Linked DNA regions of Homo sapiens: region 2 is linked to region 1. Evidence: read pairs that join two places in POLR2A ChIA-PET (ENCODE). Cell type or tissue: A673. All regions are shown on one strand. Links, peaks and the distances in the headings refer to the core of each region. The heading gives the core; the rest is flanking DNA. Region 1 holds the start of MMP10 (matrix metallopeptidase 10). Region 2 overlaps MMP20-AS1 (MMP20 antisense RNA 1).

What was found. ChIA-PET counts read pairs that join two places held together with the same protein. Peaks named below come from ENCODE experiments on the same cell type or tissue, not always from the same donor. Only the 100,000 strongest peaks of a DNase experiment are listed, where the experiment ranks them.
Region 2: POLR2A ChIA-PET joins it to region 1 with 12 read pairs; 2 of 35 experiments call an interaction of 5 or more read pairs at or near these places.

The regions. Positions count from the first base shown.
Region 1 is chr11:102,772,531-102,785,521 of GRCh38, forward strand. MMP10 (matrix metallopeptidase 10) reads right to left here and starts at 8,098. Exons shown (of 10, transcript NM_002425.3): 1 at 7,957-8,098; 2 at 6,974-7,215; 3 at 6,683-6,831; 4 at 6,094-6,219; 5 at 4,082-4,246; 6 at 3,750-3,894; 7 at 2,658-2,791; 8 at 317-476. The coding sequence starts at 8,061. It also overlaps the pseudogene WTAPP1. In A673, for the core only: a CTCF peak has its summit at 8,120 (motif pointing left); a DNase peak (open chromatin) is centred at 8,121; H3K4me3 peaks cover 271 bases; H3K27ac peaks cover 1,237 bases.
Region 2 is chr11:102,652,445-102,665,435 of GRCh38, forward strand. The region is part of intron 1 of MMP20-AS1 (MMP20 antisense RNA 1); the gene reads left to right. Among named protein-coding and RNA genes, the nearest start is that of MMP20-AS1, 18 kb to the left of the region's middle. RefSeq lists an enhancer at 10,911-11,080. In A673, for the core only: no CTCF peak of the experiment used is centred there; no DNase peak of the experiment used is centred there; H3K27me3 peaks cover 2,540 bases.

The DNA of each region.
Region 1 (12,991 bases), core at 3,217-11,216:
TGTCTCCAAAGCCTGCCACACCTGGGCTTCCTATGGCAGCCACATGGTGACTGGAAATGGAATAAGAGGTGAATGCCTTTGGACCTCAGCTGGCCTCTCCTGATGTCTTTTAGTGTCTGAGTATATGGCCCAGTGATCACCATTCTGAGAGGCCTTTGTATCCGGAAGGTAGAACAATAAGCTGTCTTCCTCATAATCATAAATTTTGAAGTTAGAGAAAGTTAGAGGGTGGGTGTAGGGTAGGGAAATATCCTTAAAGAAAGAAAATAATTTTCTTAATCAGGCTTCATAGAAAGTCATTTCTCTTGCATCTCACCTCCAGTATTTGTCCGCTGCAAAGAAGTATGTTTTCTTCTTTTCCTTGTCAGAAACAGCTGCATCAATTTTCCTTATGGTTGGAGGAAAACCCAGGGTATGGATGCCTCTTGGATAACCTGCTTGTACCTCATTTCCTCTGATGGCCCAGAACTCATTTCCTATTGAAAAAATAAATCCAAGACATTTTACTTGAAGCCATTGATTTTAAAAATAATTATAGTGCATTGTTGTGGTAAAGAGGAAGGCTTGGTTTTAATTCCAACCTAATAATGTCCAGTTCACAGCCAGTCCTTAATAAATACTCCCTGAATGAGCGAGTGAATGAATGAATGAATAAATGAGTAGATAACTCTGATTCACTGCCCTTTCTGTGTCTTATATATTTGTATCTATATGTTATAGTTTATTTATAGATCAGTTTTAGTTATTTCTTATAATTGTTGGTAAACTTTTAACCTGAATTTCTCACCTAGACCTCTCTCTCTTAAGTTTCATACCAATAGATCAGTTGCTTATTGGACACTTCCTTTGAGATATTTCACAGTCACCAATTCCAATCTGTGCTTCTTGTGAACACTATCGGAATTCATTCAAATTCTAGTGAGTTAGGACAATAAAATCCCATCAATCTCTCTGCATTTACTTTGTTACATCACTCTCCCAGACCCCAAGCCTGAATTCCTTCTTCGCACTCACTGCCAGATTCACTAATCTAAAATGTCCATCTGTTGTTTATCTCTCTTGCTTCGTCTGAACCGAATGACTTGTATCTGTCTGAGCAGTTCCAGATATGCTCTTACTTGGTAAAAACAATTTCTTCTTTCTTAAAGACCTTTCTACTTTCTGTACACCCAGCCCATCTCTGCACAACAATAGAGAACTTTAAGACCCATCCTAACATCACCTCCCCTAAGGGATCTTTGCTGAGTCCTGGGTATGAGTCAGGTGCTCCCATGGCACCCTTCCTTCTCTCAGTCCCAGCACTTGTCATATGTAGGCTGCCAAAGGCTTCATCTCTGCTGCCCCTTCTAGAATATGAGCCCTTTTCAGTCCTGACCTCCACCAATGAGAATGGCGTCTGACACAGTGCAAGTGATATGTAAATGTGAGATACATTACTTGATAACAATACGTTAGAGTTATGTAATCCTTTACAATTTCTACTGCAATTTCACATTCATTTGATCTTCACATAAGTGAGATTGCCAGAAATAAATATTTTTAAAATCTCCATAAAGCTTGACATTTAAAAATATTCCATTATCACCTATGAGTCTAGGGAAAAAATAAAAATGAGAAATTAAAGAATTAAAATTGAACAAAATGAAAATACTGCATATCGAAATTTGCTGGATGAAACAGAAGAAATGGTTATTTATAGGTATAAATGCTTGTATTAGAAAAGAAAAAAGTTACAAGTTAATAAGGTAAGTATCAAACTTAAGCTATAACAATAATAACAGGATCAATTCAAAGTAAACAAAAATTAAGGCAACAATAAAGATATGAACAGAAACTAATTAAACGGGAAATCAAAATATAATATAGAGAGTAAATAAAGCCAAAAGTCAGTCCTTTGAAAAGATCAGTAAAATTATTACATATATTATGAGATTGATGAAGAAAAAAGAGAAAGGCAAAAGGATTCAGTATTAAGAATGAAAAAGAAAACAAAACTTCAGCAATAATTCAAATTACAACAAAATAATTTTCCAAAAACTTTTTCTGATGGATTTGAAAACAGACAAAATTGGCAAATTTTTAGAAAAACATGTTAACAAAACTGACTCAAGAAGTAATAGAAACTCTAATAGCATATTACCAATAAAACAAATTGAAACAGTAGTTTAAAAGTCTGATAAAGAAGCCTCTATACCTGAATATCTCCATTAGTTAATTTATCTCTCCCTGCACTGATACTACATCTTACCGATTAAAGTTTTATAACACAGGGCTTTTCTCCTCATCTAATAAGATGGGTTCACCAGGAGCATCCTGGCTATTCTTGGCCTTTCCTCTGCCATATAAATTGTAAAACTAATTTGTCAAGTTCCATGAAAAATCTTTTGGCATTTGGTATTTGAAATGAAAATGTCTTGTATCTATAGATAAATTGACATTTTTACTATCTTGCATTTTTTATGAATATGGAATGCCACCTATTTTCTTAAGAGGTCTCTAAAATAAAGTTTATAATGTTCTTTGTACAAATTTTATTTAAGTGTTAGCACAAGGTCTTTCAGTAATCTAAACTTTAATATAATGGATAAAACTCATGTCAATAAAATTTTTGCAATAGGATTTATTCCAGCAAGTTGAAATTCTTATATAGTACTCACCTTTAAAAATAAAAACGGTGTCCCTGCTGTTAACTTCATATGCAGCATCCAAATATGATGGAAGAGAGGGCCAAAATGCAGAAATCAAATGAAATTCAGGTTCAGGGTTCCAGTGGGATCTTCGCCAAAAATATCTGTAATACATAAAATTACTTGCAATTGTCTTTCTCTTTTAGATATGTGAAAAAAAAATTCTTTTTTTTTAAATCCATGCTAATTCACCCATTCATAGAAGTCTGTATTAAACCATCCTCCTGCATGTGATTCCAGGGTAATGAAATCGATGGCAGGACTTGTGACTGGTTCCAGTAAAATTATTTAGCTTGGTTCCATTCTAAAAGTCCATAAACAGTGTGCATATTATGTCCTAATATTTTAAAAAATATTATGTGTATATTGATGCTTGTATATGAGTAGAACATTTTTGTAAAGAGTCAAAGGAAATTGGTAGCAGTGGTTGCACATATGAAGGGAGCTGGAGGACGGTAGGCCAAAGACTGGAGAGAGATTTTTTAACTCCGTATCTTTTGGTAGTGTTTAAATATTGTGCCACAAGCACATATCACTTTTTTCCAAAAGTAATTAATTTAAATAGTAGCATATATTAGTAAATGGAAAGATACCACCCTGCTTCTAAGGATCCACCAGTGCTTTCTGAAGAAGTTCCATGATATATGATATTTTAAAAAAATGAACGAAACAGATATAACTCCCTGCCTTAATCAAACTTACAGTCTAGGGACCAAGAATCATCCCTTATAAGTCTGTAAAAAATGATCTGGACAATTCTAAGAAGATGTTAAAAATTCAGCAAGAACTAGATCTGAATGATTTTAAAATGTAGAGGAAATTTTATATTTTAAAAAATCTCTGTCAAGCAGAAAAAGTAACTACTGGGTACTAGGATTAGTACTGGGGTGACAAAATTATCTGTACAACAAACCCCTGTGACACGAGTTTATCTATATAACAAACCTGCACATGTACCCCTGAACCTAAAATTAAAAAAAAAGCTCTGTCAAGTTTCTGTTTTTCTTTCTAAGCACTGTACATCAAAAGAATAGATAGGAAAATATAATTTTCTGGTCTGACCTGTCTTTAAAGAACAGATATTCTCCCCTCAGAGTGCTGATGGCATCGAAGGACAAAGCAGGATCACACTTGGCTGGCATCTCAGATCCCGAAGGAACAGATTTTGTGGGCACCAGGGGTTCCTCAGTAGAGGCAGGGGGAGGTCCTAAAGGAAACAGATTTGGGGATGCAAACATTAAAAAAAAATGTGATGCATCTGTCAATTTGTGTGCCTTTCAAACATTCTCAAAGTGCTTCAGGCCAAATCAGAAATACTTTAGGTAGCACTGGAAAGCTTTCTGGAGGACTGTCATTGTAGATCTGCAATGCCTAATTTTTCCAGCATCACTCACCGTAGAGAGACTGAATGCCATTCACATCATCTTGCGAAAGGCGGAACTGGGCGAGCTCTGTGAATGAGTTGTAGAGTGGGTACATCAAAGCTTCAGTGTTGGCTGAGTGAAAGAGCCCCAGGGAGTGGCCAAGTTCATGAGCAGCAACGAGGAATAAATTGGTGCCTGTATGAAAATCATAAATGTTCAGAATTCACCAGCTCTTTCTTCCATAAATACACATACAGAACATATGCCAGCTGTACAGGCCATCCTTGAAACCACAATGTCTTTTCAGTATTTGTGGATTGGTTCATTGATTGGCACATTCCATACTTTATAGAAATTAATGTGTTTTTCAAGGTTGACTTTAAGTCAATATATAAGACAGTTTTTCACCGTATCCCTCCCTAGATCCCTCCTTGGTCAGGAAAACTAAGACACTTTTCCTATATTGACAAATGAGAAGCATTATTTTCAAAAGATTTTTTTTTGAAAGGACAAGACTAATAGCATGTCAGTAAATATAACTCTTCGTTGTCTAAAAATAAAAAGTCATTGTTCAAATTTAGGAACACTTGCCAGTTGCAACCTTGGTTAAAATTAATCATATAACATTTACGTTCAAACTTTTAAGCCAGAAGACTGTGGTTATTTCTTGTGGGGTTTAGTCTGATTTTCTCTTCCTCCTCTTCATCATACTCAAGTAATTTTTTTTTTTGAGACAGAGTCTCATTCTGTCGCCCAGGCTGGAGTATGTGTCCAAGCGATTCTCGTGCCTCAGCCTCCTGAGTAGCTGTGATTACAGGCACGTGCTACCATGCCCGGCTAATTTTTGTATTTTTGTTGAGATAAGGTTTCACCATGTTGGCTAGGCTGGTCTCAAACTCCTGGTCTCAAGTGATTCACCCAACTTGGCCTCCCAAAATGCTGGGATTACAGGCATTAGCCACTGGTGCCTGGCCATAATCAAATAATTTTTGATTGTCAAAAATCTTCCCAGTAATAGGTGCCATTGGATGTGTACAATCTTTAGTTTAAAACAGAAACATGCCCAATAACAGTTTTCTGCAGCACAAACACAGCTAGATTCAGCTTTTTAAAAATATTATAAAAAGGGTTTTATTGAATTTAGTAGTAGATATTATTTAACCAAGGCTCCAAGAATTGTGCAGAAAAGAACAGTTGTTCAAATAAAAGGCAATCATTTCATGCAACACAAACTTCAGTCTCGTGAGACAGAGTCTCACTCTGTTGCCCAGGCTGGAGTACAGTGGTACAATCTCGGCTCACTGCAGCCTCCATCTCCTGGGTTCAGTGATTCTCGTGCCTCAGCCTCCTGAGTCTTGTACTCAGGAAAGATGTTCTTTGCATTTACATTAAAAATCCCAGGCACTGTCAGAAATAGTGATTATTTCAACAGTGTGTTTCTAAACTTCAGAAGCCATTTTAAAAATTAAATAGCATACAGTTAATTTTAGTCATTATGTTTAGATGTAAAGTGTTTCCAAGCCAATTTAGGGCGAAAAAAACCCATCTAAGCTAGAGACAGTGACATGTTTATTCGAAAAGATGACCTAACAGTTTTTTTTCAGTTCCTGGCATTTTCTCCTGATCTCTACTTTTAAGTAAAAAGGAGGCCAATGAGAAGAAAGAAAGAAAACCTGAGGGCAAATGTTAGGATTGGAACTGGTTTAATGGAATTCATTCTATCCTAATCATCTATCATTAAAGTGATGAAAAACATTATTAATTATGCTGATCCTCAAACCCCCACAAGATCCTGAGTTGTGGAGATGAGGTTGAATGGTTTTTACAATATTGTACTTGGTGGGGGCAAACATGAAAATACAGACATTTTATAAAATTCTTCAATAATGATTGAAACAAACAGTACTTCTGTTTAAAACTCAGGTAATAAAAAAATTCAGTTACTAGTATATTCGATTTATTGCTCGTTCTAGATAATCCAATTATTTTTGGGTAGGATTGGACATTATTCCTGAAATGTTCCCGAGAGGTTTACGACCCACCTGATGCATCTTCTGTCCATTTTTCATCATCATCAAAGTGAATATCTCCATAAAGCCCAGGTCCAGGTGGGTAGGCATGAGCCAAACTGTGTCCTGGGCCATCAAAAGAGTAAAAGTCTCCATGTTCTGATAGGGAACAAATTAATGGAAATATAAGTGTTCAGAATTTCTTTTTACCCTGTTCCAATTAAACAACAGTAGATTCTATAGTCTGAATGTTGGTGTCTGCTGCAAATTCATATGTTGAAACTCAATGCCCAATGAAATATAGTATTAAGAGGTTAGGTCTTTAGGAAGTGATTATGTCGTAAGTGCTCTGCCCTCATGAATGAGATTAGTGCTTTTATGAAAGAAGCTTGAGGGAACCTCCTGGCCCTTTCTATCGTGTGAGGACACAGAAGGTACCATCTATGAGGAATAGGCTCTCATCAGACACTAAATCTGCTGGCACCTTAATCTTGGACTTCCCAGCCTCCAGAATTGTGAGCAATAAATTTCTGTTGTTTATAAATTACCCAGTCTAAGGTAACTTGCTATAGCAGTCTGAACAGATGAATACACCAGATAAATGGATGCTTTATTTGATTACCTTTAACTGCAAAAGAGATCATTATATCAGCCTCTCCTTCATACAGCCTGGAGAATGTGAGTGGAGTCACCTCTTCCCAGACTTTCAGAGCTTTCTCAATGGCAGAATCAACAGCATCTCTTGGCAAATCTGGTGTATAATTCACAATCCTGGAGGAGAAAAATTGAAGAGGATGTTATTTTCTCCTGCCTTTATGAAAAATTGTTAAAGAAAACTTTATGTTACTTATCCAAATATGACGAGTAACTTATAAGGTTTCAATATTATGTGAAAACTAATCTGAACCATTACCTGTATGTAAGGTGGGTTTTCCTCCACTTCGGCATGCCAGGAAAGGAGCTGAAGTGACCAACGTCAGGAACTCCACACCTGGGCTTGCGCATCACCTCCAGAGTGTCAGTGTCTAGCTTCCCTGTCACCTCCAACCCAAGGAACTTCTGCATTCCTTGGATTTTTTTAACAATGAGATTACTGTCCTTTCTTCTAAACTGTTTCACATCCTTTTCGAGGTTGTAGTACTTTTCTAGGTATTGCTAATGGAAAATAGAATTTTTAGGGCATTTTTGTGATTTTCCATCATTTATCCAACTTTTATAATCCATCGTAATTTTCCTCTAGTTTCTTAAAACAAAAGAGGCTATCACATTTAATTTGATTTTTCATTAAGACTCCCCATTTCATACAAATTTTTAAATTTTATTGCAATGTTAGTTTGCTAGTCAAGTAAGGAATTGGGGATTGAAAATTCAAGTCTAGCATTATTTTTGTTAGTTTTTAAAGAAACCCTCTTTTAACATAGTTTTGTGAAAAGTTAGAATACTAACCTTTTCTACTTACATTGTTATTATAGACCTGGTTTAAGACTGAAGTGTGGTAAACTCTTTTGTCCAAATATGACAAGTAAAAATATGAAAACTATTACCTGATATGATTTAAAGATCAAACTTAGCATGCTCCCCTCCCCAATAATTTTAACTAAATAAATTCTAAAGCCAGAGGAGTTTCATATATTCTCCATATGTTCTTTTCACTTAGCCACAAATATACTGCTACTATTTTATTGTAACCTTGAGCAGTTATATTCCCTTTCTGAACCTTTCTTTTCTTCTCTGTTAACATAAAAATAATTTCCACCTCCAGCCTGTTAATTATTCTCTGATGCTACAGTTTTCTAACAAAGTGATCTCTAGTCTAATCATTCTGCTTTGTATTGGAAGACCAAGTAGACACAATTGAGCTGGCCAGTAGCTGCAATAGATGCCACCGTTAATTACCTGGGCAAGATCCTTGTTGGAGTCCTCCTCTTTTGCTGCCCCACTCAGAGGATAGGCAGAGCAGACTGGCAGACACAACAGCACAAGGAATGCAAGATGCATCATTCTCACTGCCCTTACCTTCTTTGTCTACTGGGCTTCTAGCTCTACCCCCTAGTGGCCTTTCTTTTATACAGAGACAATGCTGAGATCACCAACAGTATGATTCATGCATGTGTTTTTTAAGTCTGAATGTTCACAAACATTTAATGTAATGGTGATACAGCCTACATCAGTATTTTCCTTCAACTTTCTAAACTTGAAAGAATGATTAATCCCCAGGAAATGATTTCTGTGTTTGTAAAGACGAAAAAGAATTGGCTAGATAATTCACGTCTCTGTATTTACTTAAAGAGAGCTGACAAGCTTGGTAAAATGCCAAATGTTTTGACATTTTAAAATCAGTGCAATTTTCTTTTAAGAAGATTATGTTTTAAACTTAAATATAAGCAGGTAAGAATTAAGTAGGTCAACGGAAATAAATTCCAAATATAGTCGTGGTCTAAATGTGGGAGTTGTTATTTACAAAGATATTAAAACAAATATTTCACTTCTTGAGTCCTTGTTTACAATAGCTATTATTGATTTTCAGATGGATTTACTGGCCGTGGAGTAGGGGTATTGTGAGAAGGACATGGAGCATGTAGAGAAAAGAATCCAAAGAGAGAAGCTTTGGTGTTCACTCATTCTCCATTTCCCAGTGTATAATTATGTTCAAAGTAACTGCTCCATAAAACTTGTTAAATGGAAAAAATTAAATTGCATGTTAGACTGAAATGGTCCTCCTACCCTCTTCCTCTTCTTTGCTTTTAAAAATTCTTTTCCCCCTTTCTTTCTCCTCTTAAGGTACAAAGGAGGAGATGGATTGAGATCTGTAATGGGAAATGATTTCAAATCCTCCCTTTCTTTCACATGTCTAACGATCCACCCCTGCCCACAAATAGTATTTTCTTTCTTGTTTTCTCAGCCAAATAAAGTGCTTTTTACGCAGTAACACAGTAAGTCTGCAATAACTGTTTTGTCAAATTAACCTGTTAATATAAAGAACCCTGAAATTCTTATAGTAAAGAACTATATTTTTCTCTCACTAAAGATAAATTAACTCTACCATGTCTGAAGTACATAATTGCAAAGTGATGAGAGATTAAAATAATAAGTGTGTAGGAATGATCTTTTCAGTATCGCCCACCATCCCCACCCTACTTAAGGTAGCCTGGACAGGTGAGACTTCCAGGAACCAAGAGGCTCTGAGACTTCCAAGCCAGAGTTGGAGAGAAACTGGGATATACACTGAGCCAGCCAAGTCAACTTGTGACTTACTGTTGCCAAAGAGTTTGCTCTACAGTGTGGTGACATCAGCTTGAATATCAGAGGGAGAAGGACTGACAACTAGACTCAAATAAAGTCAGCTGGACATTGAGCAAGTACAGTCAGGCACTGTATAATGTTTCAGTCAACAATGGACCACATATATGATGGTGGTCCCATATGATTATAATGGAGCTTGATATGGTTTGGATCTGTGTCCCTGCCCAAATCTCATGTCGAACTGTCATTCCCAGTGTTGGAGGTGAAGCCTGGTGGGAGGTGATTGGATCACGGGGGCGGATTTCTCATGCCCATTTAGCACCATCCCATCGGTGATGTTCTTGTCATAGTGAGTGAGTGAGTTATCATGAGATCTGGATGTTTAAAAGTGTGTAGCACCTAGCCCCTCTCTTTCTTCTCCTGCTCTGGCCATGTAAAGTGCAGGCTCCTCTTTTGCCTTCCGCCATGATTGTAAGTTTCCTGAGGCCTCCCCAGAAGAAGGTGCCACCATGGTTCTCATATAGCCTGCAGAACCGTGAACCAATTAAATCTCTTTTCTTTATAAGTTACCCAGTCTCAGGTATTTTTGATAGCAATGCAAGAACAAACTAATACAGAGCTGATAAGCACCCATCAGCTATTGTCATTGTAGCCAACATAATGTCATAGTACAATACATTACCCATGTGTTTGTGATGATGCTGGTGTAAGCAAACCTACTGTGCTGCCATACGAAAGTCTAGCACATGCAATTGTGTACAGTACATAATTCTTGATAATAGTGATAAATGACTGTTTATGCATTTACTATACATTTTATCATTTATTTTAGAGTGTACCTTTTTTTTAAAAGTTAACTGTAAAACTGCTTCAGGCAGGTCCTTCAGAAGGCATTCCATGGTTACTGCCCTATGCAGGCATTATTATCATAGGAAACGACAGCTGCATCAGCGTTACTGCCCTGAAAGACCTTCTAGTGGAACTTGATGTGAAGGTAGAAAACAGTGATATTGATGATCCTGATCCTGTGTAGGCCTGGGCTAATTCGTGTTTTGTGTCTTCATTCTCAAAAAATAGTTTAAAAAATAAAAAAAATTAAAGATAGTAGAAAGCTTATAGGATAAGGATATCAAGAAAAAAATATTTTTGTACCTCTGTGAAACGTTTGTGTTTAACCTAAGTGTTATTACAAAAGAGTCAAAAAAAGTTTTAAATTAAAAAGTTTATAAAGTAAAAAAGTTACTACAGTAAGCTAAGGTTAATTTATATTGATGAAAGAAAAATGCTTTTATAAATTTAGTGTAGTCTAGGCATACAATGTTCATAAAGTCTACATAGTGTACAGATTCACTCACCACTCACTCACTGACTCACTTAGAGCAACTTCCAGTCTGGCAAGCTTCATTCCTGGTTAGTGCCCTATATAGTTGTACCATTTTTTATCTTTAATACCATCTTTTTATTGTATTTTTTAATGTTAAAATATGTGTAGATACAGTAATATTTATTATTATGTTACAATTGCCTCCAGTATTCAGTAGAATTTCATGCTGTATAGGTTTGTAGCCTAGGAGTAATAGGCTTGCTGGGCATGGTGGCTGACACCTCTACTCTCAGCTACTTGGAAGGCTGAGATGGGAGGATAACTTTCCCCAAGAAATTTTTAAAAGGCTATACCACATAGTCTAGGCATGTAGTAGGCTGTACCATAGAGGTTTGTGTAAGTTTAATCCATGGTGTTTGCACAATGGATAAATTGCCTAAGGACATGTTTCTTAGAATGTGTCCCCATTGTTAAGTCACACATGACTGTGTGTAATTAATTCAGGCCATTATTTTGTCATCTGTAAAATGGGGTGGATATAACCACACTCACAAAGTTATTTTGTATGCTTTATGCTGGGGAACAAATCTCTTCTTATTTCACTCCAACACCTTTAACAGACAAAGCTTGTTGGCCTGACAAATCTGTGACAATGCCCCTAGGCCCTGATTTGACAAGCTGTGAGATGCCCATTTTCGCTTGAGTCATAACTTTATTAGTGTTGACACATCCTGTTAATGGATTTTATTATGTGGTAATGATACAATGAAAGTTTACATTGTAGTAATAGCTACGACTATAATTGGGAGCCTATAGGGTAGCACATGCCTCACAGAAATGATGTTAGTGTTTAAACTTGTCCTGCATTAAACCATGACACCTGGTAGAAATTAATGCCCTGGAGCAGGTGAGTCCTATGTTTGTCTTTATATAATTCATTACTTGTTAAACCTACTGAAGTATGTATAGGGTCAGGCAAGGAAGCATACAGAGCTCATACTTAAAGAAAGGTGAAACGCCTGGTATTGAGCTTCCACTGTAGTCAGTTCTTAAATGTGAGTTATTTTTAAACTTCAGAACAACCCAACAAAGTTGAGATTAGAAAAATTGAATAATAAGCTCACGATCAAAAGCTAACAAGTGGGAAGAGATTATTCAGAACTGCCAGAAGAAACCTTCATGACTACAACTTGGATGTTTATCAAAAACTTCTTGGCTTCATTCCATATCTTTGCTATTGTGAATAGTGCTGCGATTAACATACAAGTACAGGTATCTTTTTGACATAATGATTTCTTTTCCTTTGGGTGGATATCCAGTAGTGGGATTGCTGGGTTGAATGGTAGTTCTATTTTTTTGGTCTTTGAGAAATCCTCATACTGTTTGGAATACTATGCAGCCATAAAAAGAATGACGTAATGTCTTTAGCAGTAACATGGATGGAAGTGGAGGTCATTACGTTATGTGAAATAACTTAGAAACAGAAAGTCAAATACTGCATGTTCTGATTTACAAGTGGGAGCTAAATAATGTGTACACATGGATATACTGTGTGGAATAATAGACACTGGGCACTCAAGAGGGTGGGAGGGAAAAGAGGGATGAGAAATTATCTAATGGGGGCACAATGTCTTCTGTTCCAGTGAGAGTTACACTAAAAGCTCAGACTTCAACACTATGCAATATATCCATGTGACAAAACTGCACTTGTACCCCCCAAATATATTTAAAATAATAGTAATAACAAAAGTTTTAAAACAACCTCTTGGCTTGGACCTTGGTTCTTCCCCAGCTTTTTTTCTTTTATGTCTTGACACTGTTCTTTATCTCTCATTCTTTTTTTTTTTTTTTTTTTGAGACAGAGTCTCACTCTGTCTCCCAGGCTGGAGCGCAGTGGCGCAATTTCAGCTCACTGCCAGCTCTGCCTCCTGGGTTCACACCATTCTCCTGCCTCAGCCTCCCGAGTAGCTGGGACTACAGGCGCCCGCCACCACGCCCAGCTAATTTTCTGTATTTTTAGTAGAGACAGGGTTTCACCGTGTTAGCCAGGATGGTCTCGATCTCCTGATCTCATGATCCGCCCGCCTCGGCCTCCCAAAGTGCTGGGATTACAGGCATGAGCCACCGCGCCTGGCCTATCTCTCATTCTTGAACTCACCCCTGAACATGCCTTCAATTTATCTCCTTAGCTTTTGTTCTTTTCTCCCAACTCTCTGATCATCCTGCTAACACAGCTACTTCATTTGATCTATGTTTATCTGTTCTGTCACTTGAAGTTCCTCTTGGCCTGTGCTGCACTGATGTGATCCAGACAGAATGCAGGTCTACAATCCATTGCAATTTCAGTAACTAAGACTGAGAAAT
Region 2 (12,991 bases), core at 2,947-10,946, 120 kb before region 1:
CTTGCCTCAGTCACAACCTCTGATCCTCTGGCTTTGATCCTGGGACTATCGAGAGGCAATGTGAATTTTCGCCTCTACAAGGTTCTGAAATAAGTCAGAAATGTATGTTAATTAAACCAATTTTAAGTACCTTCTACATCCAAAGCTAAGAAAATCTATTATTCTATTTCCCTTCCTAAATTATCCGCTATACTCCCAATTGTGGCTTATCTGAAAATGATTTCCCAAGAGAAGAAACCCTCCAGTGGATATTCCACCCTTGGTTTAGGCTTGGTGTGACTTATTATTATGATGCACCAACAATTCTGAATAATGTCAACGATTGAAAACACTCTTCACCATGGAGAGGACACCTCTTACTGCTTTGCTCTTTGTTTAGTTAGTCAGTGTTGTCAGAAGTTCTACAGTGAGATCAAGTGATATCATAAAATGCTCCAAAATGAAGTGCATGGAGACCCTGTAGTAGTAAAAGGCCTGGCAAGATAGAGATGTTCCACATTTGGGTATAAGCCTCCTCCCATCATCAAATTCCCAGAGAGGAATTAAGGCCTGAAGATTAAATCCCCTTGCAAGCTAAAGTTAAAAGACATGAAAGCTCCAGGGAATCGAATCCCCTCAGTAATTTAAATTCTCCTACTCCTGTGAGTTAAAAATCTAAAGACATGAAAGTGCCCTCCTCAGTTTCTTTTTCTGCTCAGTCTCATTGAGAGGGTGGGGTGGGCTCCTGTGGCACCTATAGCTTGGGATTCCTCTCCCTGGGAGGAGTATGGGTCCTTCATGGACTCCAGAATTGTTCTGAAGCAACAATTTTGGTGTTTCATCTTAATATGCTGCACACATTTGTCAGTACTGGCCATATTCACCAAATTAAAAAAAAAATCAATTTTCAGGCTCTAGAGCAGTTATCCCAGGGACAGTTATTTCCCTAGAACCCAGTATTTTATGTTACCAAATACTCTAAGTTTCCTGAGTGAAAAGTAGAAAAAGAAAGCCTTCTTTGTTTTAATGTCTCTAAGACACAAGAAGGTCAATGTCAAGCTTCCAGAATCCTCTTAACAATGCATGCTGTGAGCCAAAGCTGAGTAGGGAGAAATCTCCAAGAGAAACTAATATGACCTTGCATATCTACCATACCTGAAAGGAATATTCACCTGTACATCCATTCTCATTTCCAACAGAATATCATTTGAGGCCAGGTGCGGTAGCTTACACCTGTAATGCTAGCACTTTGGGAGGCCAAGAGGGTGGATCATGAAGTCAAGAGATCAAGACCATCATGGCCAACATGGTGAAACCTCGTCTCTACTAAAAAAACAAAAATAAGCTGGACAGGGGTCACACACGGGTCACACACGAGTCATTCACGGGTCAGCAATGATTCAGTCATGGGTCACACACTGGTCACACACGTCAGTCACATCCCCCCCCCCACATCAGCTATGTGTCAGAACATACCTGCCATGTGTCAGAAATGTGTCAGCCAAGTGTCAGTCATGTGTCACACACGTGTCAGCCACATGTCAGCCACGTGTCACACACATGTCATTTAAGTGTCACGTGCCACACGTGTTAGTCATGTGCCAGTCATGTGTCACCCATGTCAGACATGTGTCAGTCACGTGTCACACACATCAGTCACCTGTCACACAAGTGTCATACACCTGTCAGTCTGTGCCACATGTGTCAGTCACGTGTCACACATGTCATGTGCCAGTCACCTGTCATTCATGTGTCAGTCACATGCCACACACATGTCATTAACGTATAACACGTGTCATACACCTGTCAGTCACGTGTCACACACGTGTCACAGACGTGTCAGTCATGTGTCACAGACGTGTCAGTCATGTGTCACGCACCTGTCAGGTTGTTTAGGTTAAAGAAAACTGCATCCTGGGGAAGGTTTCTTCCTTATAAGAAATTAACCAAATGGGGTACCACTGAATGAGGATGATCTTGAGTACATATACAAGACTTACTAGTTCAACCTAAGACCTTGTTGCAGTTTTCCCCTTGGGAATGTAGAATGGAAGTTGAAACAGCCAATCTAGTACATCTTATGTTGGCTGGACACGAATAATATAAAGCTAGTATGGATATATGAAGCTAATGTGACATAAATGATGATAAATGATATAAAGCTAGCATGGATATATGTGAATCTCCCTAGTGCTCTGTAGTGCACATGAGTTTACCTTCCTTTAAGCTTAAAAAAACAAATGTTGTGCTATAACTAATGTCTCAAAGGCTTATAGGAAGAAACACTTGTGTTTCGCTACAACTGGACCCTTGCCTCGGGGGTTCTTATTGACTCAGGCTTCCTAACATATTCCAAGGCATCTGCAGAGGTCCTGCTGCCCAGACAGGTATGTTACATGTAGTTAAAGTTTGAACTGCTTTTGCCTATACTGTGAAGCTGCCTGTGCCTACTATGGGCCTGTAAGTTTGCTGAGGACAAAGCAATCAGTTTGCTTGCCAGCCTCTGGGTGAACTTCCTCCAGTTGCGGTTTTCTTGCCCCCACTAAATATTCTTCCTGGAGATTTTGCTGAGACCTGAGGGCTCCAGTGTCTTTGCTGAGGCCCAGTGGCTTTCAACTGACATTTCTTTGAAACCTCCCCATGGGTCAGGTTCTGCCTCTGGACTTGGCCTCCTTAAACTATAATCATCCACAAAAGTCACAATACTCTGCAGCCTAGACTTAAAAGTCTTTTGTTCAGGTTGTAGCAGTTAAAAGCCAACTACCCAGCTACAAAAACCTCTGTGCAGGGAGCAAGCTCCCAAAAGAAAGGAACTTCTCCTTCCAAATTCACCAATTAGTGAGAAAATGGGCAGATCAGAAGTATTAAAGGTATAGGAACTCCTCCCCGTAGAAGGAAATAGCAGGGTGGTGAAGAAGTGACTCATTTAGCAGATGCTGCTGCTACCAAAGAAGTAATTTAAAAATCTGAATAATGTCTAGAATCTCATAAGAAGCATTTGACAAACACAGACTTCTGAGCCTGATAATAGAGAAGGAAAATCCTAAATTCTACTGTAGCTTCATATTCCTTTCCAGTGGCTGCTGTTAACAACCTCTCACAAGCCTGGTTAAAATAACTGAAATTTATTCTCTTACAATTCTGAAGACCATAAATATGACATCAGTTTCACTGAGCTAAAATCAAGGTTTCAGCAGGAACAAACATACTCCCTCTAGAAGCTCTAGGGGATAATCATTTATTGCCTCTTCTACGTTTTGGTGGCTGCTGGCATTCCTTGGCTTGTGGCCACATCATTGTAATCTCTGCCTTGGTGTACACATTGACTTTTCTTCTTCTGTGTGTGTCAAACATTTCTCTGCTTCTCTCTTACGTGGACTCCTATGATTGGATTTTATGCCCATGTTTGTAATCCAGGATTATCTCTTCATCTCAAGATCCTTAATTCAATTGCAGCTACAAAGACTCTGTATTCAAATACAGTAAGTAACATATACAGGTTCCAAGGATTAGGATGTGGACATATCTTTGAAGAATCATTTTTCAGCCTGCCACAAGTTTCATGGGGATTTGGAGAAATAAGGACAGCCGCATCTCCCAATATTTTCTTCTATTGTAGGTTGGTGCAAAAGTAATTGCGAGTTTTGCCATTGAAAATAATAAATATCCTAGACAGTTGAACTGCCTTCTTTTCTTTCCTTTATCCCCCATCTCCCACTACCTTATGTTTGTTCATTCTGGTTAAATTCACAAATTAATCCAAGATTATGTGATATTGAATAGAAGGTTATCAGTATAGAACCGGAGAAGCATGAACATTACTCAGAGATCCTGGTCTTGGAATGGAAACAATAAATAACAGTGAGACTTTGAGTTTACTGCTTTTTAAATATTAGGGCAAAGGATAAGCATGTTTTTTAGTTGGACAAGGTATTTTTCATTGCATTATGCTATGTAGAAGCATTTTTTTAGAAGTGTAGAAGAAGGGTGAACATTGGTGTAGGATGGATTAAGTGTGGACCTCAGTGGACATTTTTATCCTTTGTGATTGCCCAGGCTCTGAATCCTTATCATACATTTGGGGGATTCCCTACCTTTTGAGGCAGAGCCAGTTTCCAATATTAAAACCAAAAATGTCAAACATTTGCTTGTAACTAGGGCATGGTCAGTTTCTCCAGAATTTGAATTAGCATTTAGTGACAGGAAGACTCAGGTATCACACAGATCCATTCTGGTGAGTCTGGAAGTTGTGATTTCAGCTACTTCCAGCCTCCAGTGGTAGACTGGAAGAAATTCTAGTGACACCACACAGCACCCAGTGTTGGTGGCATTGCAGTGCAAGCTATGCCCATTGAGGGCTACAGTAATGCTTTTATGGATTAAGTTCTGAGAAGTATTGAGGGTGCTCTGGTTTCTTGGCTGTTGTAGCCTCCACGTCTGTTCTTTCATATTGCAAATATTCTATAAGCTACTCAAAATGTTTTATGTACATTCCCTTTCTGCTTTATGAGCCAGAGTTTCCTTCTAATCATTGCACCTAAGTACCCTGACTAATACAAATGAATCGGTTAATTTTATTAAAATGTAGATAATAAAGTGAAAGATATTGTCCAGAAAATAGAACTAGAGGTTAAAAATCAAAGGAAAAAGGATGAGAAAATTGGAGATCAAACAAGGAGAACAAACATCCAATGAAGGAAGTGATCCAGAAAGATAGAACTGAGAAAAAGTAAAGGAAGAAATTATCAAATAAATAATATAGGAAAATTTCTCTTTACTGAAGGCTGAAAGTTTCTAGACTGAAAGCGTCCACCAATTACCCAGATCAACAAATGCAAAAAAACCCACATCAAGTTATAGAGGAAAAAACAGGTCACAATCAAAGGATAGCAATTCAAATGGCTAAAATATAGGATTCTAGAAGATAGTAAAGAAATACCTTCAAAATTCTAAGGGGATGTGACTTCAACTTAGGTTTCCATACCCCGTAAATCAATCAATCAATCAATCAATCAAGATACATGAGAAGTCCAAAAACTAATTTTTCATGTATCTTTTCTCAGGAAGTTATTGCAGAACATGTTTTAGCAATTGATAGGGTAAAATGAAAAATAGACATTACTTCAAGGAATCAGGGGATCCAATACAGGAGAGAAGTGGAGGGGAAGTTTCAGTATAAACAGCTAAGCATCAGGGCAAGGAAGCTACCAGTTCTCCTTAGAGCTGGATGGACAGTTTCATCCTGAAAGAGAAAAATGATATAACTAAATTAAATGGTTGGCTAGCATTTGAGTTAAATAATTATTGATAGGTACACATCAAAACAGCTGCAGCATTTGAAAAAAACTTGGAATGGGCACAGAAAACCAAGCAGTGATAAATAAAGCAATCACTAACTATGCTTGTAATCAGTAGCAATGATAAATAAAGCAATCACTAACTATGCCTGTAAGTAGCTGGTATTCTGCTACTTGTGAGGCTGAGGCAGGAGAATCACTTGAATCCGGGAGGCGGAGGTTGTGGTGAGCTGAGATCACGCCATTGCACTCCAGCCTGGGCAACAAGAGCGAAACTCCATCTCAAAAAAAAAAAAAAAAAGAAAAGAAAAAGAAATACCAGAAAACTGTATGTGAATGGGAATGTAATAATAATAAACTATTTGACTTGGAAATAAACAATATTTACATAATAAAAATATAAACACTGTGATATAAGAGGAAGTGTAGGGAAGAAAGGAGGTGGAGGGTTGGTGGGAATGTAATAGAGCTAATATTAACAGAAGTCACTAGATAATGTATAAGATACATTAATTAGGAAATAAATGCACAAGCACATTATTTAGAGAAATGAAGTTGAATACCAGAAGACATAATTCATTATGTTTGCAGTAGTTATCTCTCGTTGTCAGACTGAGGCATAGTAAAAGACAGCTTTAAGTATTTTATTACTATTTGATTTAATTATTAAGGAAAATTGTAAATTGATTTGCATCACATGCACTGTTAACTTGAAGCCAACTGTAAAATGAAGCCAACTGTATGTATTGGTCATAAAGAGTGAAAACTATATTTATTTGTCCCATTGTACAAGCCTATTCCAGCTTCAATTCCTTCCGTCCTCCCTCTTTTCCTTTCCATTAAAACAGAAGCTTCCCTTGCCCTAGGTAAAGGGAGGTATCAATTGAAAGACAAAGAGTGATTAAAGTCATGTATTATTTGCTTTGGAGCTTCCAAGTCTGCAGGTCTTGATAATTTAGAGATTATTAATAAATAATTTTACCTGACTTGAGTATCACATTACTCATCAATTTTGCAACCTAATCCCAAATTATATTGTGAATTATTGAAACAAAAGATAATACATCTTTATCCTTATAATAATAGTTATATATTATTGAACGCTTGCCCCATGCTAGATCTGTTCTAGGTATTTTATGTATTTCATCTAATTTATTCCTCATAGAAACCCTATCAAGTAGGGCTATCATTAATCTCATATTTAGTGGAAACTGATACTCCATATTGTCCTTGGATTGTGGCTGGAAATATTCTCTGTTCTCTTTTGCTGATATCCAGTAACTTGAGATCATGCACTTAGATATACTTGAAAAGAGCGTATACACCCTACAAGTCTTATGATTGCCATTTTCTGTTCATGAAACCTTTTTCTGCAACATTCAGTGGTGCAGCTGCAGATCAGGGAGCCGGGGTGTAGGCAGAACGTCTTTCTGTAAGTTCCCGCTGGGCTCAAGCTCTAACTCATTTCGATTATGCTACAATAACTGGCATTAATGCTGTATTTCTTTGTCCCTTCTGAACCCATGGCTGCAGGATATTTTTTACAATGTGGCATTCGAGACAGCAGCTCCTCATCAAATGGAGTTGTCTCAATCTGTTTGCCTTCCTTGATGTATGAGGCCCTTATTAAATGTAATCCTTAGTTCTAAACAATAGTATTCTGGTGAGGTTTGGCTTTCTCCCACTCCCAGATAACTATACAGATTACAAAGTGCTTTCACATGTATTGTTTTATTTTATCAGTGTAGCAATTCTCTGGGCTACATTTATGCAGTATTTATTACATGCCAGGCCGTCTAAATTATGTAACCCCCCAATCATTCAAGGTGGACGTTGTTATACCCATTCTATTGATGGGAAAACAGGCTCAGAGAAGTGAAATGGCTTGCGAAGACAACCAGATGGTAAAGGACAGAACTTGGACTAAAACTTGGACTTCTAAAGCAAGTTCTCAGTTTCTTTCAAACACTGTAGATGCCCTTAGGTTTCCAACCATTGAAGTAAATTCCACTCCTTTAGCCAGTTGCCTGGTGGAATATTGTTGTTCAGCAGGAGTTTCACCCATCTTCGTGTGTGTGTGTGCGTGTGTGTGTGTTTGTGTGTGTGTGTGTGTGCAACATCTACTTCTTTTAGGACCTTGAAATGGACCTATTCAGCTGGCCAACCACGAAATCTAATGCCTTATAAGCACAATTATTTGTCTTATGAGACCTAAGCTTTCTACCTCTTGGAAAGACCTGTATATATATGTCATTGGAAAATAAATTCCCAACACTGCTGTTTCTTAACCTGTGTAATGATTCTGCTGACAGCTGCTGAGTGAGTATAACTAAAGGGTATATAGATACCAAACCTTACATTAACAAAGAATCAAGGTGAATACATGTGCAGACAACCTTTCTTAAATTTCTTGGACCCCATCTTTGCCTAGTATATCTGAAGCATTTGGATCCTTACTTGAAAGGTGTGTTTTAAAATGAAAACATGGTTATTATGTTTAATTTTCTGTCTCTCTCACCTCTAGGTTTTCTAGTCAAAGTAGATTTCAGGCACTTCTTCTGTTAAGATTGTAATTCTCCATTCTTTTTTTCTTTCATATATTTTTTTCTGCAAGTAGAACCTATCACACTATCTTATAGCTGTTTTTTTCTTTAAAATAAAAATTTATAAGACAGGCACATAAATATTAGAAGCAGTTATCTTGCGGTAGGAGTGCAGGGATTATGCATAGGTATTGTTCTTTTCTCTCTGTACTTTTTTTGTGTTTTGTAATTAGAAAAAAGTTACATAAAAATGTACTTTAGTAATCTCTCTAAGGCCATACTTTATTATTTGTTTATTTTTTTTTTTTTGAGACGGAGTCTTGCTCTGTCCCCCAGGCTGGAGTGCAGTGGCGCGATCTCAGCTCACTGCAAGCTCCGCCTCCCAGGTTCACACCATTCTCCTGCCTCAGCCTCCTGAGTAGCTGGGACTACAGGCGCCTGCCAGCACGCCTGGCTAATTTTTTGTATTTTTAGTAGAGACGGGGTGTCACCGTGTTAGCCAGTATGGTTTCGATCTCCTGACCTCATGATCCGCCCGCCTCAGCCTCCCAAAGTGCTGGGATTACAGTCGTGAGCCACCACGCCTGGCCACATTATTTTTTTTTCTTTCTTTTTTGACAAGGTTTTTTTCTGTCTCTCAGGCTGGAGTGCAATGGTGTTCCAACCTCACTGCAGCCTCAATCTCCCAGGCTAAATCTATCCTCCCACCTCAGCCTCCCTAGTAGCTGGGAGTACGGGAATGTGCTACCACACCTGGCTAAGTTTTTGGAAAAAAAATTATCTTTAGCAGAAACAAGGTCTTGATATGTTGCCCTGCCTGGTCCCCAACTCCTGGGCTCAATCGAATCTCCTGCCTTGGCCTCCCAAAGCGCTGGGATGACAGGTGTGAGCCACAGTGCCTGGCCTGAGGCATGCTTTTTAAAATGGTGATGAATATCTCCACAAAACACAGACATGTGAGGAAATAACAAAAATCAGATAAATTTTAAGGAAAAGCAAGGTATGCTCAGAGATATTTATCTTTTCAAATCTGATTTGAACTATACCTGTAACTACTCTGCCAATAAGATTTATTTTCTTCGAGTAGTTTGGAGGAAATTTTTGAGAAGCATTGGGTGAACGGGAAGTGCTCAAGAGATAACCTGATAGGAATGTTCTAAAGAGGATTTCTGTACTGAGAAGAGAGGGAATGATGAGCTCTGAGCTCCTTTTCAGGTCTAAGTTTTTCTAAAGGCCTTTATGGAAGGCAGGCTTTTATAAAAAAGTGGGGAGGAATCTTAGATTTCTAGTTTGGAGGTGGTTCTACTTCAAGAGAGGTTGTTTGTGTTAACTAGTATTTATTTATATAGCACTTTCTCTTCTTCTGTACAAGATCAGATCATAAATTGAATGATGCTTTTCAAGGGCAAAATACCCCTTCTCCAATTGCTACAGGAAATTCACCATGTTTCCCCACTTGTCCAAGACATAGATCAGCTCTCTAGTTGATGATTATGGAGTTCACACTTTATAGCTAAATTTCATATTTTTAGCTCAATTTTTGTTTGTTTGTTTTCTGGTCATGACCCATATACTTATATTCCCAGAGCACAGAAAAGCAAAAGTGCTTGTGTCAGTGGATTCCCCTGGTCTGCTACTGGTTCTACGATCCCCTGGAGGGACTCATAGGACTCAATGTATAGAATGTATAGTCCTATTCACAGCAAGTATTTATTGCAGTGAAAGGATTCAGATAAAAATTGGCAAAGGGAACAGGTGCATGTCCAGGGTAAGTTAGGTGCAAATTTCCAGGGGTCCTTTCTTAATGTAGTCACAGAGGACACTCTTAAATTTCTCAGTAATGAGTTGTGACAACAAGTGTGAAATGTTGTCCGTCAGGAAAGCCCGTTAGAGACTCAGTGCCCAGGTTTTTCATTGGGGTCTGGGGGCATGCCCTCTCTACCTGCCTCTGCCTGCCATGTACCCAAATTCCAGACTCCCAGAAGGAAAGCAGGTGTTCATTGTAAACCATATTTGCACAGTTTAGGTACAGTGAGCCATTCTTGCCAGTGAATGGTAGGAATCTTCTGAAATCTAAGTTTCCAGATGTCAGCCTAAAGGCCAACCTTGTAAGCAGGGCTTTCTAAGGATAGCAGTTTTCAAGTCTGCTATGTTAACTCTTTTCTGAACTGTGATCTTTCAGACGTTTTCTGAAAAAGGGATCTAGTCTTGCCAGAAGAGGAAGGGCCTCTGACTCTTCTTTTGTAGATTTTGGAGAGATCCTAAGCACTGAACAAACCTCCCTTCCTTTTAACAACAGAAAGAATAGGAAGAATTATACAGGGACAATCAGTAGGAGATTTTTTTTTTTAATCCTTCAAATGAGACCAAATAAGTAGAGGCTTGTCTGCATGGGCATAACAACTTGGTCCAAGTAAATAACCATAAAAGAGATCCTTTACCACAACCCAGTGTCTGCCTTAAGTATGTGTTGGAGCAAGAAAATATATATATACAAGAGCCCCAGTAAGCACTTAGAGGCATCCTGCTGGCTGACTGACAGGGGCTAAATGCTAACTTCAGGTTTAATACACAGTCATCACATTAAACAATATTTACTTGCCAGGATCCTATTGTGTCTGGCTGTTACAGCTCCTTGATGTTTTTCTACTCTCCTTGCCTGGATGTCCTATCCAGCACATTGTCTGTCAGCCCTTTTAATTGCCTTTTTGATGACCCTAAGTTCCCTGTGTGTCTCCTAAGGTGCCATCACTGCAGAATCAGGAGAGTTGCCAGTCTCCTTCCTTGCTTACTTACTGTGTCTCTTGGTAAAATATGGCTCTCCTGGTTATCTGGTAAAGTAATGGCGGTGGGAGGAAGAAGAGTTAATGGGGCATCATCTCTGAAAAGTTGAGTAGATGGGACTAGACAAAGAATGGCAAATATGTGGCCAGTCCCCTCACTCCAGGCTCCTGGGCCTACGGTGCACAGAGAGCATGGCGTTATTTCTTGTTGTGTCCAACACAGTAATTATTCTGGGCAGCCATTTTCAATTCGTCAAAATTGACATAAAAATTGAAGGCTACTTATTCCTGGCTTAGATTGCTTTTAAAGTCCTTTTAATTTATAAGTTAAGTGATTACTTTATTCTTGTGAAGTGCATATAAGTAAAAACAGGCTAAGTAACATGGCTTAGTACCATGTACTGTGGAATATATAATATTTTTACTAATTACTGTGGAATATCTGATATTTTTAGGTGAAATGTGGACAAACATTTAACTATTGTAAACTTATTATGTGAATGAGGAGAATTAGTGAACACATCAAACTTATTTGTGAAAATGAAATGAAGTTTAGATTTATTAATATATTATATTTATTTAAAGGAAAAGGAGCCAAATTAAAGGTTATTTGGTAAATAATAGTACAGGTATGGCAAAAATCACATAAGTAGATTCAAATCCTTGCTTCGAAATGTCCTGACCATGTGAATTTGAGACAGATACTTAATCTCTATGGACTTCAGCCCTTTCACTGGTTGAAGGAAGAAAGTACTGCCCGCTTCCAGTGTTGCTGTAAGTATGAGAAGTAATGATATAGAAGCGGGGAAGGGAAGTGCTGGGAAGGGAAGGGCATGGTCCCTGGCGAGGGCTCCACCCTTGGCCTGTGCCCAATGACCTAGGTGAGGACAGATACTCCAGCCTTCCCGCCCAAATGTTGCATTTCCCAAGACCACCCTGGCCTGCCATGTCCCCATCATGTGCCTATAAAAACCCTGAGGCCCTAGCAGGCAGACACACAAGCTGCTGGAAGTTAAGAGAAACACATCGGTGGAAGAAGACACAAGTGGCTGGACATCGAGAGGACATGGAGGGGACCATGCTGGAGGAAGAGCACACGACAGATGCTGGCAGGCCAGCAGGCCATCAACAGGTGGAACAAGGCGGCAGTTGGAGAAAAGCCCAAGCCGCCGAGCGGCCCAACTCCACAGGAAAACCATCTCTCTTCTGGCTTCCCCATGTGCTGAGAGATATGTCCACTCAATAAAACCTTGCACTCATTCTCCAAGCCCATGCGTGATCTGATTCTTCTGGTACACCAAGGCAAGAACCTGGGATACAGAAAACCCTCTGTCCTTGTGATAAGGCAGGGGTCTAATTGAGCTAACAGAAGCCGCCTACAAACAGCTAAACTAAAAGAACACCCTGTAACACATGCCCACTAGGGTTTCAGCTGTAAACATTCACCCCTAGACACTGTCGTGGGGTTGAAGCCCCACAGCCTGCCCGTCTGCATGCTCCCCCTAGAGGCTTGAGCAGTGAGGCACTGAAGAGGCGAGCCACTCCTCCATTGCATGCCCCATGAGGGGGGCAAGGGAAGTTTTCCCGTTTCAGTAATATATGTCAAGTTTCTAGCATTGTGACTGACATATAGCAGACACTCAATAATAATCAGAATTAACTAAATGCTTACTATGTGACAAGGTTGTTCCAGAGCTTTATCTGTATCATTCTAATCCTCCAAAAACCTTTATGAGATAGGTACTATTATTGCTACCTTTTTTGCCAGGGAAGAAACTAAGGCACGGAGAGGTTAAGGTGGTATAATTTCCCAAGTCACAAGTTAGTAAGTGGTAGAAGGGAGATTGAACCAGGTGGTCTGGCTCTAGAACCTCCAGTTAACTATATTCTAACATCTACCATTTTAAGTACAATCTGCCATCATGTACTGAACGTTACCATTTAGGGGCCTTTCTCCAGGACCCTTTAGGTGGTCCCAGACACATGCTAACAGGGGCACCGAGGGACACTCAGCCTGGCTGGGAGTGGATGGGATGTATGGGGGACTAATGAAGGGACAAGCTGGTTACTGTTAATGATAGAGCAAGAGGCTCGGATTGTTTTTGATGCATAATGAGAACCAAGTATAGGTATTGATACGCTGATGAAAGTCAGGGATTTTTTAAGGTACTGGACATAAAAAGTGACATGATCAAGGCCCGCTAGTCTAGAGGTGAAGCAGCTGGCTAACTGCAGTAAAGAGGAACAGATGGTATGAGATGAGTCTACATGAAGCACAGCAGAGACACAAGGGGGAGAGGGTCAATTCTGCTCTGAGAGGAAGGGGCAGGGAAGGCTGCATAAGGAGATGATGTAAGCTGGTTTTACAAGGTCCTTGGGAGGTTTTGAG